Linked DNA regions of Homo sapiens: region 2 is linked to region 1. The links are chromatin loops, found by intact Hi-C in ENCODE. Cell type or tissue: IMR-90. All regions are shown on one strand.

Evidence for each region. A loop is a pair of places that touch in the nucleus more often than their neighbours do. Peaks named below come from ENCODE experiments on the same cell type or tissue, not always from the same donor. Only the 100,000 strongest peaks of a DNase experiment are listed, where the experiment ranks them.
Region 2: it touches region 1 in a loop (3-fold over the local background); 2 of 110 quality-filtered maps call a loop at or near these places.

The regions. Positions count from the first base shown.
Region 1 is chr11:107,016,157-107,018,656 of GRCh38, reverse strand. It overlaps GUCY1A2 (guanylate cyclase 1 soluble subunit alpha 2), which reads left to right and starts at 181. Exons shown (of 8, transcript NM_000855.3): 1 at 181-904. The coding sequence starts at 602. RefSeq lists a silencer at 658-787. In IMR-90, a CTCF peak has its summit at 1,002 (motif pointing right); no DNase peak of the experiment used is centred here; H3K4me3 peaks cover 392 bases; H3K27me3 peaks cover 1,254 bases.
Region 2 is chr11:106,230,558-106,233,057 of GRCh38, reverse strand. No RefSeq gene overlaps it. Among named protein-coding and RNA genes, the nearest start is that of LINC02719, 100 kb to the right of the region's middle. In IMR-90, a CTCF peak has its summit at 1,242; no DNase peak of the experiment used is centred here.

The sequences.
Region 1 (2,500 bases):
TGAAACGTGGCGACAGGCGAGGCAGAGACTCCCAATGAGTATGATGGCGACACGTGATTCCCGCGGAGGGAGAGCATGGGGGGGGGCGGGGGGATAAAGGGAGAAGGAGGGAGGCAGGGCAGCAAGTGGAGAGAGGCGGGAGCAGAGAGGGAAAGGGGGCGAGATAGGCGCGCAGGCGGCAGAAGCCTCTGCCTCTGCCTCCCCTTCTGCTTGGGCCGCAGCCCTCCCCGCCCCGCCGACCGCGGTCACACACTCTCGGAGCCTCCCCGTGAGCGGGAGCGCGGCGCACGGCGATGCGCCGAGGCGGGCGCTGAGGCGGCGCCGCGCGAGCAGCAGCAGAGGCGGCGGCGGCCCCCAGCCCAGCCCGGCGCCGCCGCCGAGCCCGGGCCCCAAGGTGCGGCGGCGCCCCAAGTTCCCGCCATGAGCAGCCGGCTCGGGGGGCTCCGCGGCCCCGGGGACTCCCGCCCCGCCGGGCGCGACCGCAGCGCCCCGCGGCCCCGACGCGCTTAACGTTGTCGCTTGCCGGTCCCGCCACCGCCGCCTCCGCCGCCGCTCGCGTCCTCGCCGCCACCGCCTCGGCCGCTGCAGCTCCGCCGGCAGCATGTCTCGAAGGAAGATTTCGTCCGAGTCCTTCAGCTCCCTGGGCTCCGACTACCTGGAGACCAGCCCGGAGGAGGAGGGGGAGTGCCCCCTGTCTAGGCTCTGCTGGAATGGCAGCCGGAGCCCGCCCGGGCCGCTGGAGCCCAGCCCGGCCGCAGCTGCCGCTGCCGCCGCCCCGGCCCCGACCCCGGCTGCTTCTGCCGCCGCCGCCGCTGCCACTGCCGGGGCCAGGAGGGTGCAGCGCCGGAGGCGGGTCAACCTGGACTCGCTGGGCGAGAGCATCAGCCGCCTGACGGCGCCCTCGGTGAGCGGGGGGCGGAAGGGGGGACCGCCTTCGGGGGAGAGAACGCGGATCTGTAAAGTTGGCGCTGGGCGAGCCGGGGCGCGAGCGCAGAGCCCGACCGCTGGGGGGCGGCCCGGCCTTACCCTGCACGGCCTAGGGTTCCAGTGGCTCCGGCGACAGAGGATCCCCTAGGCTAGGGCGGAAGAGGGGACTACAGCACTGGGAAGGAATAAGATTCCACTCCTTTGGGGTATCCTGATTCGGGGGCCTGTCTGCCCACCTCTAGCCTTGAACCCTACTTCACCACTGTTCCCCCTGGACAGCCCCAGTGCTGCTTCACACCCACCTGTTTTCTTTCCCCTAAACTTTCCCAGGCACTGTGTTCTGCAGTTCAGCTTCCCTGTCTTTCATCCTGTTCTCCAGCATCCCAAAGGAGCCCCAACCCCTTCCAGGAAACCCTTCCTCTCCTTATTTCCCACACTCTCTTGGTCTTAGCGTGACCTTCTCTGACATCTTTGAATTCCACAGGCTATCTGCATTCTATGTTGCATCCTTTTTCTCACATCTTCAGATACTTTTTGCCAGATACTTTTCTGAGTTGCCTTCTGTTCAAGTAATCTCTAATCTCGAGTTGTCCTCACCCCGTAGCTTTTTTTCTTTTTCTTTCTTATCCACTAGGCATTTATTCTTCTCTGGGTAAACCTGGTGTCTGGATTTCTTTTTTTTTAAATTAAATTTAATTTAAAGTCCCGGGTTACATGTGCAGGATGTGCAGATTTGTTACATAGGTACCAAACGTGTGCCATGGTGGTTTGCTGCACCTACTAACTCATCACCTAGGTATTAAGCTTCGCATGCATTAGCTATTTAAACCGCTCTGTACTTCTTGCACCTGTACCTCATCCTTTACTCTCTCCTCAATGGATTCTCTAGTGCTTTCTCTCTCACATTAGCTATTTAAACCTCTCTGTACTTCTTGCACCTGTACCTCATCCTTTACTCTCTCCTCAATGGATTCTCTAGTGCTTTCTCTCTCACATTAGCTATTTAAACCGCTCTGTACTTCTTGCACCTGCACCTCATCCTTTACTCTCTCTTCAATTGATTCTCTAGTGCTTTCTCTCTCATTTTTTGGTGGCTTCTTTATATTAGGCCCTTCCTAAATATTTGTGGAATGAATAAATGCCTCTCCAAACTTGTGGTCATCTTGGGATGTCTGTATCAGCAGTTTCAGGTGTACAACAAACTCCCCCTGGTTGTAGGCATCCTTCCAGAGGAGTACTGCCTTATTCCTGCCCAGGCATTTCAGCTACCCTTGGCTTTTACCTCTTGCAGGAATGCCAGACCTCTGATCCAATCTTACCGTGTCTGGGAGAGCTCTGTTTTAAAGAAATCCACTCTGTTGCAGACAGAATTTGAAAAAGATTCAGCGTCAAACCTCCACCCATCTTTTATGCTCACCCTGACCTTGGATACAAGAGCTTTAGCTCCTCCTGACAGCACTTTCACCTGCCCACCCCTAGGACTTTTACTTTTTTAAAGTTTCCGAAATGAATCTGAACACTGATCTTGTTTGATTACTGTTGAGTCTCTCTTTTGAGATTACTACTGCAAATG
Region 2 (2,500 bases), 790 kb after region 1:
ACAAGTTAGTACATATCAAATGCTGTGGGACATAGCTAAAGTTGTACTTAACAGCCTTAAAGATACTCATTAGAAAGCACATAAGACTGAAAATGAACAAGCCAAGTTTCTCATTCAATAAGCAAGAAAATATTTACATGCAGAGAAAATAAAAAGAAACATCTAATGAAGATGAAAGCAAAAAACAAAAAAAGAATTAAAAACAAAACAAAGCAATGGAGGTGATCAACAAAACCAAACACTGGCTCTTTAAAAAGCCAAATAAATACAAATGTCTTGTAAAATTAGTTGAGGAAAAAAGTAAGGCACAAATAAACAATTTAAAGCATGGAAAAATAGAAAATAACTACAGGTAAAGTAGAACTTTTTAAAACCTTTTAAAAATACTGTAAACAAGTTAATAAATACTAAAAATGTACCAAAAGGTTATTTTCTAGGAAAAATAATTGCTACAATCAGTTTACAAAGTTTAAAAATCTGACTAGGCCAATAACCATCTTAAAAATGCAAATCATATTCAGAGATTCTCCCCCTAAAGAAAAGGTACCAAGCTCAGATCATTTACAGACAGTTCTATCAAACCTACAAGGAAAAAATAATTCATATTTTATGAAAACTTTTCTAGAGTTAAGCAAAAGAAAAACGTTGCCCAGCTCATTTTTGAAGGCTGGACAAACACTGATTCCAAAGCTACACAGAGAGAGTACAAGAAAACCACTGGTCAATCTCACTTACAAACAGAATCAAAAATCATATTTTTAAATAAATCAAATTCAACATGTAGCAAAAGAATAATATTAAAAGACCTATCCCAAATATCCAAACCAGTTCAACATTTAAAACATCAATCTAATTGACCAGATTAATAGATCAAATAGAGAAAAAATGATAATTATCTTTAAAACTTTAGATAAAAAATTCAGTTTGTCTCAACCATTCAATAACATCCTTTCAAGATTTAAAGAATAAAAACCCTGGCATAATAAGAACAGATAAAACTTCTTTAAATTCATATCTATTAAAATCTTACAGCAAATATTAAAAGCATTCCCATAAAAGTCAGAAAGAAGATTAAGATATCCACTATCACTTCTACCATTCAACATTGCTTTGGATGTTCTTGCTAACGTGTTAAGACAAGGAAAAAAAATAAGTGTAAGGATTAGAAAGAACAAAGTAATAATTATTGTGGCTTTCATTTTTGTCTGTCCAGCACTCATCTGTTTTACGGGGAAACAGCCCACTCTGGTGTCCACACTCAGGTTCACAGGAACAGGTTCACAATCCAAATTAGGAGAGTCCTAGGACAGTTAGAGCCTTAGTCACAGTCATTACTACAGAAGTGGGCAGAGGAAGTAAGCCAGATCAGTTGAGCTCTTCACCAGGATTTTTTTCTAGTGCTGTCTCCTTACTCCCCTATCCTCTAGAGCTAGAAGGAAATTACTTTTCAAGCTGCTGAAAACCCCATCCCCTTGCATGAAGAGTAAACACATTTGTACCAGAAGAGAATGAAGCCAAGCACAGATAAGCAAAAATAAAATAGAAGCATCTTAAAAGTATTAATTTCCTAGTTCTAGTCCTTCTGATACAAGGTTCTAGTGGTTCCTGATAAATATATATTCTTCATCATTCTACAGATTTTTCTTTCCATCTCCACACTAGTCTTCATTCTTGGAAACTGGGAAACGGGAAGAACCAACTGCATCAATCTCAGCCTACGTAAATATCCAGTTTTCCTAGTTCCTAGCTCTTTCAATTTTGCTAACTTCTCCAAGATATTTCCATTAGTACTCATAAAGTCCTGATTAATGCTCTTTGCAATGTTCTATATTATGGCGAACAAACATGCAAATATATTTTTCAAGATTTTCCATGAGGGTAAGATGACTTTGAAACTAAGTGAAACAAAAAGACAACATTTATCATTCACTATATTCAAGGTAGTATGCAAGCCATTAGTATATATTATCTTAATCTTCACAACAGTTCTACAAGGGAAGCATTGTTATCCCCATTTTACCCATGAGTAAACTGGCATTCAAAAAGATTAAGTACTTTTCCTAGCGTCATCTAACTAATTAGTATTGAGACAGATTTTAAAACCCTGGAAAGTCTGCTTCCAAAGCCAACAATTTTTCTGACATTCCATGGGTCTTGGAGTGAACCTACCAGAAATGTAACAATGATAAATTAATTAATGAGCACTTAACCTCAATTCCTATTACCATTATTGGAGAAAGATCATATTATTCCTTGAGATTGTAGTATTCATCTTCTGTGTAAAGAGGTAGAAAAAGAAAAGTTATCCCAATAAGTGCAATAGAGAGGGAAGACTGAGCCTCTTTGACAGTTAACCTGTATTCTGCGTAGCTGGTGGCTGCTATGATACTTCTTATATCTGCCTGAGGAAGTTATCCTATTTGTACCTTTGATTATGACAAAATCTAGTTCTTCCAGGGCCTCTTTGCCTCTGTTGGAAACAAATGCTCAGTGTCGCAAA